Regions from separate parts of the Mus musculus genome. Here region 2 is linked to region 1. The links are chromatin loops, found by intact Hi-C in ENCODE. Cell type or tissue: heart. All regions are shown on one strand. Links, peaks and the distances in the headings refer to the core of each region. The heading gives the core; the rest is flanking DNA.

Region 1 (7,990 bases), core at 1,814-6,813:
GTGGTAGAGGTGAGCACCCCTGGGAATTTCCCAATAAGTCCTTGAGGCCCAGAGTTACAAATGACCCCTGCCTTGTTTCTGGCCTTGGGCATGAGAACAAGTGCATCCAGCTTCAGGGCTTGAAGGCTCAGGAGTAACTCTGCTAAGACCAGTGCTGAGATGAAAGACAAGCCCCAGGCTCCATTCCTGCAGCCTGCACCCTGCAGCCTGCACCCTGAGGTTCCCAGCCCTGCATCCTACTGACTTCAAAGCCAGGCTGCAAAAGGGAAAACTGACATGGCCCCATGACCGGTGTTCTTACAACTGAGGGCTCCAGAAAAGCAACCTGTGGACCCCGGGCTGGGTAAGGCTCACCCTTCCGGTTTCAGAGGGACAACCTCAGCCTTAGGCTGTGACACTCTGGAGGAAAGGCCCCATGTGGCCTCTTAGCTTGGCAGTAGAAAGTGCAGTTCTGCCCAATCTGGCTGATTCTGCTTCATGTACATATCCGATCCAAAGAGGAAACAGGAACTGGGTGGTGTGTCTTTATTTGGAAACAGAGGCAGAGTTGTAGCTCAAAGTTATAGTGCAGGGTAAGCACGCAGAAGACCTTGGGTTTAATTCTTAGTGAAAAATTGGAGGGGGTGGGGTGAAAATACATTTCTTAGGAATCAAAGATGATAGAAAGGTACACTCCCCACGTATCCCATGGCAATCGTAGAGAAGCCTCTGTACTGTCTCATACACTTGTTTTAACAGGCAACTACTGTGAATGCACTATGTGCCAGGAAAAGTCTGTGTTGGAGACTGGGTGTTCTGTGTCTGTGCCAAACACTGAAGCTGGCATCTTCTCCCATCTCAAGATGTCCCAGCTTTCAGGAAGAGAGAGAAGTATACAAAAAGCTTATATACATGTGCTACCAAGAACAGTGAAGTCAGAAGTCAGACATGGGTGTGAACGCCAAGGTGATGCATCCATGAGGGCGACAGAACAGAGCTGTGGACAAAGGGAGTTTGAAGAGGTCTGAAGGAAGTGGAGGGAGGTGGTCTATATGGGTCTCTAGGACAAAGTGACCCAGGCAAGAGAAGTAGTCTGTGCAAAGTTCTGAGGCAGGAGTGTGCCTGCTGTTTGGAGGTCAGGAGGCCAGTATGGCTGCTGACTGAAAAAGTGAGGGTGGAGAAAACACCCGCAGGAGGCGGGCCTGGATCAAGTAGACCCCTCCTCTTTCTCTTAGATCCCTCCCATCTCCTTTCTCTTCTCTTTTCCTTTTGGGAGACAAAATCTTGCTGTGTTGTACAGCTAGCAAGGGATCCTCCTGCCTCAGATTCCCAAGTAGCTGGGACTATAAGCATAAACCTCTGTCCTGGGCATTTCTCATACTTGACTGTACACATATGGCTTCTGGGGATGTGGTAAATGCAGGTTGTGAAGCACTAAGCCTGCCATGGGGCCCAGCAGTCAGTATGTCTCTGCTGCCTGGAAGATGCTCATGAGGTAAAGTCCATGGGCAGCTCTTCCAATATGAAGGATGAGCCTTGCCAGGTAGGGTACTGGGGAAGAAAGGCGTGTAGGAGACACTGGCTTGTTCTGAGTGCAGACAGACCTCACCTGATCTTTGTTTTCTTTTTCTATCCTACTCTTCCTTTCCTTTTCTTTCTTCCTTTTTCTCCCTGATGCTGGGGATGGAACCTAGGGCCTTGTACATGCTAGGCAATAGCTCCACCACTGAGCCACAGCTGCAGATAGCTCCAGCCCTTAACCTTTGTTCTTAAAGAAACTGCATTAGCTGATTAGGCCATACAAGAAAAGGGTGAACACAACTGCAAGCCCACTGAATAATATTTTTTTTAAAAAGTGGTGGTGGGGTGGGGGAGGGGCTATTATTCTGACGGTGATCCCTGGGGTACTTGCTAATAGGTTGCTAGTACCATGTATGAGAGAAAAGTCTAGGTTGACAAGATTATATGCCACTTGAACAATGAGAACATGTATTCACCTTCTTTAATCTGGAAGGACAGTGTTTGAGAAAGAGGTTTCAGGATGTGGTATATTTAAGAGGTTAATTAGACATTTAAATAGGGGCTGGGGCTGCGCTCAGTTGGTACACTATTTGGCTAGAATGCTTGAAGCCCTAGGTTTGGTTCCCAACATCCCATATAGAAAGTATGGTGACACATCTGCGTGATACACAAGAAGTGCAGGTAGGGCGGAGGATTAAAAGTTCAAGGTCATTCAAGTCTGAGGCTGGCACTGTCTCAAAAAAACAAAAGCAAAACCTAACATTTGAATATGGGCTGAAACTGGAGGAAACGTTCTGGTTCCAGGTTCCAGCTTGAAAGACAAGGGGACCTGGAGGGGAAAGTGGAGGATTGAGAACTCCAGCACTTTGAAGACAAGGAGAGAGAAGACAACGCGTGCAGGGGATGAGGTGTAGGAACTGGCAAAGGGAAGGCCTCACATTTTAGGAGTAGTTTTTGTGCCAGCTAGCTACAGCTGAGTAATAAAGTTAAGATTATCTGAGACTTCTTCCAACCTCGCAAATCACTAGAAAGGCCTTTTGTGCTGAGGGTGAGGCTCCATACCTGGTATAGAGCAGCCAAGGTGGATGCACATCTGTCCAGAGCTGTTCCTGGTTGTGGGCTGGTGCAACTCAGTCTCTCTGTGGGTTCTTTGCCCCCAGAAGGCAGGACCAACTCCCTCACACCATGGCAGCTGGGAACCAACCAACCAAAAAAAAAAGAAGCAGCACACAGGGTTTCCTCAACACAGCCTTGGCATCTAGCCAGCCTGTCAAAGTATCACTTCTGCCATGTCCTCTGGAGTAAAGCTAGGAGGTCAGCTAGCCTGGATCTTCATCCTTTTAGAGGGTTATGCATGCTGACAGTAGAACTCAGGGCCTGTGCATGCTAGGCAGGTGTTTTGTCTCTGAGCCACACCCCCAACTCAGCTTCCACACCTCCAGCTCAGTCTCCTGGTCTTGGTGGAGCAGGAAATGCCGAGTACACACTGGAGGAGGAAGTGTTGGTGGGTATCTCTCAGACCACCTGGCAGAGTCTGCCCTTTCTCTTACCTATAGCTTTATGTGTTCAACTAAAATGTGCTCTTTTATAAGTCTCTTTTTATTAGCTTGAGTGCTTCCTTATTTATTCGAGCACTATGTAACCTTCTGTGTTCCATTGTTTTGTTTCTGGCCCTAGCCTAGCTTTTGGTTTGATTTGGTTTCTTAAGGTGGAGACTAGCAATGTTGTTCAGGCTACTCTCAAACTCATGGTCTCCAGGGTGTGATCTTTTTGCCTTGGACTCGTGAATAGCTGGGACCCCAGATGTGCACCACTGTGCCCACTTGCCTAACTTTTGAATTAAGGACAAGTGCTTGGCTGAGGGCAGGACATATGCCTGTGCTAGTTGTTGGCACCGCCTTCCTCCTCAGCAGCTTGCCCACAGTATCCCCTCCAAGGAAACTACCTATCTACAGCTGTCATTGCCAACAGGAAAAAGTCTTTGCCAGCCCGAAGAACTCCACAAACCAGTTTTCCAAAGTCTCCGACCTCTAGTGTTTATTTTTTTTATTATTTATTCACTTCTTAAGTATTTGGTAGAGACACATTTCTTTTTACTCTTGATTATTCAGTAACAAAAACTTGAACTTCATGACGGAGCTGATGGTCAACGAGGCCCAATGTGATATGGACATTGATTTATTCTTTCCCATAGCTTCCCACCACCTGGAATCAGCAAAGGGTCCCAAGGAAGTGGTACCTGCCCTGGCAGAGGTCAGCAGCTGGTAACCAAAATATTGTTACTGGACTCAGGCCTTCATAGCACCTCCTTTCCTGTTTGAAGGCCCCCAGGGTTGCTCATCAGCCCTTTAGCCCGCTGCGGGTGATTTATGTGTGTGTGGCATGGTTGTACAGGCCCACACCATTGGGAGAGGGCTTTACTCTCAGAAGGTCTCCTAAGGAGGAAAGCTTTGACTTCAATCTATGGTATGCTGAACCAACTGACGGTTCATCCACACCATCTGTGAGCTGCTTCGCTCTTATGACCACTTAGACGCGTTCCCAATCTTATCTCAGAGCGCTGCCTGTGTCCCAGGTCCGGAGGCTGGGCCAACCGTGTACTTGCAGCTTCTGTCGCCAGCCAGAAAGTTATTTGGTCTGTAAAAAGAGATCGCAGAAACCCAGGAAACTGAAGCCGAGAGCGCGGGCTAGCCCCGGACTGGGCGCACAACAAAACCTAGTTCTACCCACCTCCCGGAGTCCCTGTCCAGGAGGGAAGAGGTGGGAAGGGGCAGGCTCAAGGAAGCTGCTTCTCCGGGAGAGAAGTAGTGGGTGGTGGCCGCGGGGGCGGAGCCGGGGCGGGGCCGTGGAGACTCTTAGGGGCGCTCAGGCTACCGCACCCGCGTGGGGCGTCGGGCGAGATGGCGGCGCGCAGCCTCGGCAGCGGTGTGGGGCGACTGCTGCGTGGCCTGCAAGGGCGCTCTGGACAATCGGGGTGGTCACTGAGCGTGTCCCGCTCGACCGCCACCCGACTCCCGGGCTGCGTTCCTGCAGCAGCGCAACCAGGCTCGTACCCCGCGTTGAGCGCTCAGGCAGCCCAGGAGCCGGCCGCCTTCTGGGGGCCGCTGGCCCGTGACACACTAGTTTGGGACACTCCTTACCATACTGTCTGGGACTGTGACTTCAGGACGGGCAAGATCGGCTGGTTCCTGGGAGGCCAGTTGAATGTGTCTGGTGAGTGCCTTGCTGGGTCCAGCTCATTTTCGCCGAGACTCGGGAGGCTCCAGTCAGTAGCAGCTGCCCCCAGGCCTTGGCTCTTTTCTCCAGAATGCTTCACCACCCACCCTAATCCTTGGGTCACGTCACTTTGTTCTGTATTCCACCGGATCTAGAGACTGCAGCTGGCGAAGCAGCAGTTACCCTCCCAAGTCTGCAGCGCTGTCTCTAGCGGGAAACTGGGGATACCCGGTTTAACCTCAGAGTGTTCTACCCTAACACAGATTCTAGGGGGCTTTGTCTTCAGACACAAAGCTTAGGACCCCAGATAGGCCTAGATGGAGAGAGCCCATGCTCCAAGAGTCCAGGCTTTTCTGACTCAGGGCCCCCAGATCAGCAGGGTAAACGCAAAGTACATAGGTTGCTATCGGCAACTGCAGGTGCTAGGGCTCGAGGCTCCCCTGAGGACAAACCTTGCAGTGTAAACAGAGCTTGGTGGGTGCAGGAAGAAGAAAGTGTCAGCCCCTGGGAGGGAACTGCTTATCTCCTCCGGTTGGGGTATGTGGGCAGGAAGTTCTCGGTCTAAGAACTGCACCCCAAAAACAAACGTCTACAGTGTCAAAGGCAGGTGTAACTTCAGCTCTCCGGAGTCTGAGTCAAGAGGAGCTGAACTCAAAGCCAGCTTGGACTATGTACCAGCCTCCCCCTTGATCTCTAAACGAGACACATCAGTCACTCTAGCTGTCAGTTTTCTGATGAGCCCGGATTCTGCTGAGGGTGGAGGCAGGGAAACACACGGAGGAGCCGAGAACTGAAGGAGGGGTTGGACTGAGAGGGGCTGGACAGACAGGCTGTGTCTCTGGTGCACAGCAGAGGGTTGGGAACTTTTGCATTCCTGTGGGATGGGAGCGAGGGTTGGATGGGTCAGAGATGCGTAAGGGACGAACTGAAGGTCTTTAAGACGAGGTGGCAGGTGATGCTTTGTTTAAGGACCAAAGTTAGAGGTGGAATCTGGTGTCTGCAGTTTCACTACCTCTTCAGCTTTGGTGCGTCTCAATCGCCCCATTTGTAAAATGAGAAAGCAATACTCACCTCTTATGCTGTCTGTACCGCAGTGCTGGGGGTGGGGATACAGTAACCTGTCCAGGCTTACTGGTGATCAATAAGCTGTAGCAGTTCTGATTTAATATATTCAGAAATTATAGGGTCTGTTTTTATTTATTTATTTATTTATTTATTTATTTATTTATTTATTTATTATATGTAAGTACACTGTAGCTGTCTTCAGATACTCCAGAAGAGGGCATCAGATTTCATTACGGATGGTTGTGAGCCACCATGTGGTTGCTGGGATTTGAACTCGGGAACTTCGAAAGAGCAGTCAGCGCTCTTAACCACTGAGCCATCTTGCCAGCCCCCTGTTCTTTTTTTAAAGCACAAAACTTTAAAGAAACTTTGGACAAGTCATTTTTCCCCCGTATATTATATCACTTGACAAGTTTAATCTAAATGAGTCTTTTACTAGATAAGTGTTGCCTTTAGACTTGAGTCAGCAAATTCTTCAACTTGGGTTAAGAAGTTCTTGCGTTTGCAGAAAGTGTCCTTCAAGTGAGTATAGCAGTTTGCAGAAGGAAGGGGGCAGAAAGTGTGCGGCTTCTTTGGAAACCTCTCCTCCCTTAAGAGGTCAAGGCCGCTGGGACGACCAAGCTTGTAGCTGATAAGAAGTGGTATCAGCCTTATGGTGAGGCTTGGGTGTGGTCTTCTAGGAATTCTCTGGCCTCTATTCTTCTACTATTAGAGCTGTGTGAGCCAGACAGAGTTTGAACTTCGCCAAACTGACATGCAAGAAAGCAGCTTCTCCAAATGTCTGGCTTCCTATCTGTCAGCAGCATCTTTGCCCTTTGCCCGTTTCTGCAACCTCCAGGGGTTACAGTGTGAACAGGGAACAGACCGACTGCAGCTGCTCTGGGAGCCACTTAGAGAGTTGTTAAGTCATTGGGCTGTTTAGGCCTGATCTGTTTATGTGTGATAATGACAACTTGTTCCAAAAATTTGAGTGGCACTATTATCCTTCCAGTGATCTTCAGGCTAATGCTTTTCAAAGGTCCAGACCAATGCTGCTGGACCAGGAAGCTTTTAGAGATGCAAATTCGGGGGCCCACTCTAGACTCTTAGGTTTAGAAACCCCGTGGCTGGGTGTCTTCCAGCTGTGATTGACAGGCCCTGCAGGTGCTTGGCACAGCACACACAGCACAGTTTGGTGGTTTCAGCTGGGTCTTTTGGGCTACACTGAGGTCTTAATTCTTACTTCATTGCATTTCACATGTTTCCTTATATTTGACCTAAAGAGAGCAGTGTGTCCTGGAATATTATTGTAGTTACCATTGTTCCATACTCTAATTTAGCTGTACTGCTGGATAATGACCCTTTTATTATCCTGAGGTCTTAGGTCAGGACTCTCAGGGCCCACGGGGGTCTACTCTCTCCCCTTCCCTGATATCTCACCTCCTGGTTTGAGGCCTGAGTGGTGGGTGCTATGCTTAGAATATGGTTCATCCCCTAAGCTCCTCAGTAAAGTCCCCTTGTCAGCTATTATGAGGGAGGTAGCTAGGATTGGGAGAGGTTATCCGGGCTGAGATAAAAGGTTCTGATCTTGGTGTTTTATAAGAGGGAGTGGCCAGAAGAGATAATGGATGTCTCATTCCACGTGATGCTCTGCCTCATTTTAGGGCACACTCATCAAAGACAGCATTACCAGACACAAGCCTTTGAACTTCTAGATGCATGAGCTAAATAACTGTTTGTAAAAATAGCCATCCTCTGTTATTTCATCAAGGTTCCTGAGAATGGATTGTACAGTTGTGATAAGTGAAATTTCAGGCTGGGCTCAACTGAAACATGTCCTGCAAACCACACAAAGCATCTCATGGTATAATGGCTAGGTTCATGGAAGGTTCTGTGTCCTGAGGGTCAAGAGACTCAGGTAGGAATGAAGGCTCCTGCTGAGCAGGCTGTCTGGGGTGGGGAGGGTACTTGGTTGCCGTTGTTGCCCCATCAGATGATGTTCTCAGCACACGCAGCCGGGGCTCTTGCTAGGATTAGGTGAGATTAAAGCTCTTGACACTGTTCTTAGCACAGTGCAGCCCTAACCACTCATCGCTGTTAATTATTAATGAAGCATTTGGGGAAGCAGTGACCTTGGTTTGTCCTTCAGGAGGCTGCTGAGTATTGTGCCCATCTGAAACAGACCCTGTTGCAGGATATTTGATCACACTGTGAACCCTGAGATTGTGTT
Region 2 (7,990 bases), core at 1,253-6,252, 110 kb after region 1:
AAGACTTCCCTGCTCAACCAGAGAGAAACCAAGCCTGGTACTGGAAACCTAGCCAAGGACACAAAGCTAGTCATGGATCTTGGAGTACAAGAACCTATGTCTGCTACTTTATTAAACTAGCATAATCCCTAACATTCTAAATTTTTGTTCTTGTATGCACAGTTAAGTATAGCCCTCATCCTTCCTCAAGGAAATTTCTCTTTGCAACAGACAGAGACCATTCTAGAAAACAGCAACCAATCAAAATGCAAGGATGTGAAGCTCAGCCCCAAATGGGTACACCTACGAAACAACTCCTGCACCTATGGCTCAGGAAACATTGCAGAAGAGGGAGTGGAAAGATTGAAAAGCAGGAGAATCATGCAGTTTGCTGTAAACTGTGTCTCCTATAAATGGTGGAAGCAACACCTATAAAAAATCATCAGCATTGCTGTCTAAACATGAACTGAACAAGGATTCCAAGTCCAGGCATGCTGTTGTAGGTGGGTAAAAACTCATAATGTGCCGGTCGTGGTGGCGCACGCCTTTAATCCCAGCACTTGGGAGGCAGAGGCAGGAGGATTTCTGAGTTTGAGGCCAGCCTGGTCTACAGAGTGAGTTCCAGGACAGCCAGAGCTATAAACAGAAACCCTGTCTCGAAAAGCCAAAGAAAAACAAAACCAAAACCAAACAAAAACAAAAACAAAAAACCCAAAAACCCCAAAACCCAAAAAAACCTCATGATGCCTCAACCCTTAACAAAGAACTATTAGCAACTGAGGGATACTGACAGCTGCAGAAATGGTCTTTCTTAGGGATGAGCATACTAACTGGGCCTCAAATACTGAATTGCTAGCCTTGAAAACATACAGACAAGTACTGTTATACAGACTGAGCAGTTTGTGCTTATATTTTTGAATATATATATATATATGTATATATAATGTGATTTTTAAATATATCTATGGTATTATATATTACATGTATATGTTATGAATTTGAAAGAGCTGGGGGGATATATGAGGGTTTGGAGGTAGGAAAGGGAAGGAGAAAATTATACAAGTATAATCTCAATACATGAAAAATAAAAAATGAATACATTGAGTATAGATATAATGAAGTTTTTAAAAATTAATATTAGGTAGAGTTTGCAAAAGCCATTGCAGCATCATACTGGTTCCCTGACTGACTAGTAAATATCAGTTCCATGCATAATTATCATTCTTTTGTATTGGTTATTTTATTTGTTTACATTTCAAATGTTATCTCCCTTCCTGGTTTCCCCTCTGCAAACCCCCATCCCATCCCTCACCCCCTGCTTCTATGAGGGAGCTCCCGACTCATGCACCCACTCCTGCTACACTGCCCTAACATTACCCTATGTTGAGGCATCGGGTCTCCACAGGACCAAGGGCCTCCCCTCCCATTGATGCTAGATAAGGCCATCCTCTGCTATATATCCAGCTGGAGCCATAGGTCACCTCATGTGTACTTTTGTGGTTGGTGGTTTAGTCCCTGGAAGCTTTGAGGGGTTCTGGTTGGTTGATGTTGTTCTTCGTATGGGGTTGCAAACCTCTTCAACTTCAGTCTTTCCCCTAGCTTCTCTATTAGGGTCCCTGTGCTCAGTCTGATGGTTGGCTATGAGTATCTGCATCTGTATTGGTCAGGCACTGGCAAAGCCTCTTGGAGGACAGCCATACCAGGCTCCTATCAGCAAGTGCATCTTGGCATCAGCAGTAGTGTCTGGGTTTGGTGTCTGCAGATGGGATGGATCCCTAGGTGGAACAGTCTCTGGATGGCCTTTCCTTCAATCTCTGATCCACTCTTTGTCCCTGGATTTCCTGTGAGCTTGGGAGTGTCAATACTCCTGGGGGGCAAGTTTTTGCTGGGTGTGATTGGGGTACAGAGGGCTGTGGCACAGGGTCACCTCCTGGGTGCATATGGAAACTGCGTAAAATATGTTGAAACTTCAGAGCTTGCCTGATCGCACTTCACAAGACCCAGCAGCAGGGATCAGAGCACAGCACACAAAACCACTCTAGCAGGCTCCATAGTTATCATTCTCGTTGTCTCATTGTTATAGTAAATAAAAGGCTCTTGTTAAGATTTATGTGATGTGAAATGTCCAGCACAAGCTCATGTGTGAGTACTTGCTTTACCAGGCAGCACAGCTTAGGAAAGCGTGGAAAGCAGAGGAGGTTGGGCCTAGCTGTAAGAACAGGTAGACGGTTAGGGAAGGGAAAGAGCCAATGTATTTAGTCACTTCATAGATTCTTGTCTGGGCACCAGCTGCTCCCACCACCAGGCCTTCCGTACCTCTCAAAGCACGAGCCAAAATAAAGCCTTTGTCCCTTGAGTTGCTGCGTGTTATGTAGATGTTCCCTGTGAAATGGAAATCAACTAGTAGAGATAGCCCATGGAGACATGAAATGAGAAAAGGCCCAGGGGGATGTGCCAGCTGTGATTGAGCCACTGATGCTGTGATCTCATCAGGAGCCATGTAATTGTGAGGAATAGCAGACAGCTATCCGTGTAATGCACTGGCTGAGCCTGGTTTTTTATCATTGTGCAGAGAGATGTTTGGTGGCACCTGAAAGTTGGTGGTTGGACTTAGAGAAGTTGGTGATTGGTGTAGGTTTGGTTGTTGGTGATTGATTGGACTTTGACATTGATCATCTGCTACATTTTGTCATAATTAACTCCCCCTGACCCCCACCAGTTTTGTTGCACTTAGAGTCTTCTCAGTTTTTGGGCTATGCGACTTTATGCATTTGGAGACTTTTGAATTCAGGTTTGTCTTCTTGTTATGGTATATTGCTAAGTTAACTATCTTCTGTTTTTCTTTCTCTGACTTTGCATTTTATTTTTATCACTTTAAATTTGTGCTTGCTTTCTTTCTTCTTTCTTTCTTTCTCTCTTTCTTTCTTTCTTTCTTTCTTTCTTTCTTTCTTTCTTTCTTTCTTTCTTTCTTTCTTTCTTTCTAAGATTTATTTATTATGTGTAAGTACACTATAGCTGTCTTCAGATACACCAGAAGAGGGCATCAGATCTCATTATAGATGGTTATGAGCCACCATGTGGTTGCTGGGATTTGAACTCACGACCTCTGGAGCCATCTCTCCAGCCCCCTGTGCCTTCTTTCTTATTTTCAATTTTTATTGGTATGAATTAGTTGTACAAAGTGAGGAATTTCACTGACATTTACATACATGCACTTTTATCATGTAAACTTGGTCTACTCTGGTACTGTCTATCCCCTCTTTGATCTTCCAATCCCATCCTACGCCTCCCTTAACTTAAATCCACCTCTGTAGCACAAAGATTCCTAATATATGAGATATCATGATAATTTGTCTTTGTTACACTGTATTTATTAATCAAATACAGTAATCTCAATTTATGTCCATTTCTTTTTTTTTTTTAAGATTTATTTATTTATTATATGTAAGTACATTGTAGCTGTCTTCAGCCACTCCAGAAGAGGGAGTCAGATCTCGTTAAGGATGGTTGTGAGGCACCATGTGGTTGCTGGGATTTGAACTCTGGACCTTTGGAAGAGCAGTCGGGTGCTCTTACCCACTGAGCCATCTCACCAGCCCTTATGTCCATTTCTTGAAGCTGATAATTTTTCATTCTTTATGACTGCCATGTGTATCTTGCTCTTGCTTCTGTGTTTGTGCTTCTGTTTATATGTCAGTTGGTACATGTTTCATTCCATGAATTCCTGGGTAAATGTGTGTTGAATTTCTAAGTATTAAGTGCTCTCTTGTGTTTTGGGGTAAGTGTGAGAATGTGCATTACGTGTGCATGTAGATATGAGGGTATGCACAGGACCAAGTGAGTGTGCATGGAGGCCAAGGTCCACTGTCTTTCTCTAGTACCCTTCGTGTTACCATTTAAGACAGGGTCTTTTACTAAGACATCACGGATATGGTGATGGCTGGTGATTTCTGGGCCTCTTTCAGTCCCTGCCTCCACTCCTCAGTGTTAGTTACAGCTGTGCAGCACCACATATGGCTATTTATACAGGTGCTGGGGATCTGAACACAGAGCCTTGCACTTCCTTGGAAGGCAATTTGGTGACTGCTGCTGCTCTGCTGCAGTGGAGTTGGTGAAGGAAACAGATGCAATTTTAGTCTCAGATTTTCTTTCTTTTTTTTTTTTAAGATTTACTTATTTATTATATATAAGTATACTGTAGCTGTTTTCAGACACCCCAGAAGAGGGCATCAGATCTCATTATGGATGGTTGTGAGCTACCAAGTGGTTGCTGGGATTTGAATTCAGGACCTTTGGAAGAGTAGTTGGTGCTCTTAACTGCTGAGCCATCTCTCCAGCCCTGGTCTCAGATTTCTTAATATCAAATAAAGTAAGCAAAGCATTGTAAACTGTGAGATTGCCAGTCTGAATGACTGCCAGAGATAAATGAAGGAGGCAAGAAATGTTTTCCAGGATTCTTCCATATAAGATGAGAAGATTAGAAAAGATACAGTTTTTTGAGCTGAGCATTTTAGTGTTACCCACAGCTTGACTGCTAGCTTTGCTATTTACAGTGCGTGTAATCTGGACCAGTTAGCTGACTTCTAATGACCACTTCATGACTAAAAACATTGGCTCTTTCCCTTCCCTAACAGTGTACCTGTTCTTACAGCTAGGCCCAACCTCCTCTGCTTTCCACACTTTCCTAAGCTGTGCTGCCTGGTAAAAACAAGTGCTCGGGGCTTGTCAAGATTATGTAAGAAACTTCATGTGAAATCTCACTGCATCATTTGTTGCAAATGATAATTACTCTCCACAAAACTAGAGTAGAAAGTTGTCTACTTCCAAGGCAATACCATATGTATCAATGTATTCTGCAAATGTTACTGAAATGGTATACACTGCTTTGACTACATGAAACTGCAATGTTTTGTTTTTTTCTAAAGTCCACATTTTTAAAAGATATATTTTTATTTTATGTTATATGTGTGTTCCTGACTATATGTATGTGTACGTGTATACCTGTATGTGCAGGTGCCCTTGGAGGTCAGAAGAGGGTGTCACTTCCCCTGGACCTGTCAGTTACAGTCAGTGTGAATTGCCTAATATGGGTGCTGGAAACTAAGCCCATGTCCTCTGCAAGAGTAGTATATACTCTTAACCACTGAGCCAACTCTCCCGCCCATATTTATAATTTGTTTGTGTACATGTGTACACACATGCTTATCTGTGTTTACTAATGTATGCACAACCAGACCAATGGACACATATGGAAGTTGGAGAACACTTTGTGAGAGTCTGTTCTTTTCTTCTACCATATGGATACAAGGATTAAACTGGATTTGGACTCACAGGTCCAAAATTGTGTTGTTTGTTTCATACTGAGAAGTATTTGTGGGACAAGGTTTTATTTTTACCATGCCAGGTATAAGAAATCTCATTTTCCAACTAAATAATATGTTCTGTAGAGCACATAGAAGACATCATACACAGACACATGCATGCACATATAATAAAAAGTAAACTAAGTCTAGAAGAGTGGTTCGTATGGTGGGTGAACAGACTCCCATTCCAGCTTTCATGATGACTGTCAATTTCCCTTAAGCATTTGCCTCGGTTTCCTCATATATATGAGGGAGATAATGGCACTCAGTGGGATACTGTTGTTTATAATTTCAAAACTTGTTTGGCCTTTGTTAATTTTCTTTCTAAAGTTTTGACAATTGGAGTGCACGAAATAGATTGGTAACATACAGACTAATAGGGGGAAAATAGAATTTATCACTTAATCAAGAAAGGAAAAAAATGGAGAAGCATTTTGGGTGCTTAACAAAGCATGGGAGTCTCTTCTTCAACCAGGCTTTAGACATTCCCCCTTTAAGATAAGCTCACTATTTGCTTGTTTGCTTTTTCTGTCATTTTCTTTCAAAGTCAGGTTCTCAGTAAGTAGCCAAGGCTGGTCTCAAACATACAGTCTTTGATCTCTCAGTATCTGAGTTTACAGGTATACACCACCATGCCTGGCTGAATTGGGCTTTTGTCTTGGGCCTCAGGATACGTACATTAAGGTGCAGGCTGGTGTTTAGACCAGGCTGACCACAGCTGGAGACACTGCTAGGTTTCACCATCTGTGCAAAGTATTTCTTCCCCCATCACACAGAAAATTGGATGTACTAACCCCATTCTAATAAAATAGCTTAATTTATCTAATATCAAAAATGAATTGCTGTTTTAGAGTTTACAGGGAGCTGCCATTTTCTTGGAGCCTCAAAACAATTCAAAGCTGCTTAAATTAGTGTCTCCCTGGTTAAAACCCTAATTACAATGCCTTTGTTTTTTGCTCCAGCTGGTATATCTACATTCAGAGTCACATGACTCAAAAGAGTGATTTGTGATGGCAAATATACACAAAGAAAGCCGATACTTCTAGAGAGAAGAAATAAGAAGTCTGATTGCTAGTCTTTGTTGTCAGCTTGACTATCTCTAGAATTAACTAAAACCCAGGGGGTGGGTATACTTGTGAGGAATTTTTTTCTTAATTAAATTATTTGAAGCGGGAAGATCTATTTTTAATCCAGATCTTTTGAGGTAGGAAGATCCACTTTTTCTCTGGCAGCCTATTTAAAGGACATGGCAGAAGGAAGCTTGTTCTCTCTTTGTCTGTTTGCTTTCCCTGGCAACTTCATTCCTACATGGCATTAGAGCTGGCTTCTTCAGGATCCTGGAATATATTGACGAAGAGCTGAGACATCCAGTCTTGTGGACTGAACCACTAGTAGATTCTTGGATGGTCTGTTAGTAGATAGCCATTGTTGGAATAGCAGGACCACAGCCTACAGTAAGCCATTCTAATAAATGGCTAACATATTTGTTTTTAAAATTCTGCACCACCAGAGAACTCTAAGTAATACAGAGGGTAAGAGAAATACACCACAGTGAAGATCTCACTATTCAGATACGCTCCTTAAGGTCAAAGTCGTCGGAAGCCATCTGAGTTACCTCTGCCTGGACAGGTGTCACATGTCCATCCCTCATTCCTGGAAAAGAAACTTCCCCATAGGGATGAGAGTTCTCAGAGAACCCCATCCACATTTAATTGCAGGTTCAAGTCCTGTACCAAAAGAGATTGGGTTCCCACTTTCACACTGTCTTCCTACAGAAAATCAAGATCGAGTGAGCTTTTGTCCTTCTGCTCCATGGGACATATCTGTCCTCCTTGTCTTCTCAATTGAAGTCATTGGTTCAACAAGTCAGACTTCAGCAGTTTCCTTAGTATAATTCAGTCTCCTCTCTATGGGGAGGTAGCCTTTGCACAAGTCTCCCCAGAAGTAGTGTCACACAACACACGTCCTTTTATCTTCATCGAATAGACAGAGCTTGGGAGATTTGATCATACATGCATGGCCTCTGTTTCTCTGTAAGAGCTGTGTGGCCTGCTGTAACTTTCATTTGAAAGCTGCAATGTGGCCATTTTCAGAACAACTCTGACATCTAGTGGCTGGTGCTGAGGTAGAAGATGGCTCTTGCTCCAGAGTTTATTTGAACCCAAATGTGACTGACTATGCCAGTGAATGTGGGTTCAGGTTGCCCCAAGTGACCAAGAATCCTTCATGGGTATATAACATTCATGGTCACGGGGAAAAAAGTCCAAAGTCAATGGAATCAACATATATATTGGGGTAAATGGGTTATAGCAGAGTAGGGAGACTATGCATTAGATTTCACTTGCTTTCTTACAGCAAGCAGAGCCTAGAGTTTGTGGGAGCTAGGGGCTTCCCCATACACTGAAAAAAAAATTGACCTTATAGTTACAAAGGTGCTGGATGCACATACAGAGGAGGATCATCAGTGGCCATTGAAGTGTGTGAAGATGACCAGAGACACTTTGGGCTGTAACATTCCACTTTATAAGAAGTATCACACTTTAGTCAGTGACTCACTGCTAAGAATCTTCAAAACAGGCATGGCATTGCCAGAGAAATTATGTGGAAGACCCATCTTAAAAATTCATCCTTAACTGGGAACCCCACAC

The links. Hi-C counts contacts between places; a loop is a spot of excess contacts. Peaks named below come from ENCODE experiments on the same cell type or tissue, not always from the same donor. Only the 100,000 strongest peaks of a DNase experiment are listed, where the experiment ranks them.
Region 2: it touches region 1 in a loop (4-fold over the local background); 23 of 42 quality-filtered maps call a loop at or near these places.

Annotation. Positions count from the first base shown.
Region 1 is chr2:150,664,608-150,672,597 of GRCm38, reverse strand. Acss1 (acyl-CoA synthetase short-chain family member 1) reads left to right here and starts at 4,358. Exons shown (of 14, transcript NM_080575.2): 1 at 4,358-4,713. The coding sequence starts at 4,401. E130215H24Rik (RIKEN cDNA E130215H24 gene) reads right to left here and starts at 5,104. Exons shown (of 2, transcript NR_040331.1): 1 at 4,641-5,104; 2 at 3,666-4,137. In heart, for the core only: no CTCF peak of the experiment used is centred there; DNase peaks (open chromatin) are centred at 2,757, 4,337, 5,187 and 6,557; H3K4me3 peaks cover 2,087 bases; H3K27ac peaks cover 2,470 bases; H3K27me3 peaks cover 403 bases.
Region 2 is chr2:150,558,226-150,566,215 of GRCm38, reverse strand. No RefSeq gene overlaps it. Among named protein-coding and RNA genes, the nearest start is that of Cst7, 8.2 kb to the left of the region's middle. In heart, for the core only: no CTCF peak of the experiment used is centred there; no DNase peak of the experiment used is centred there.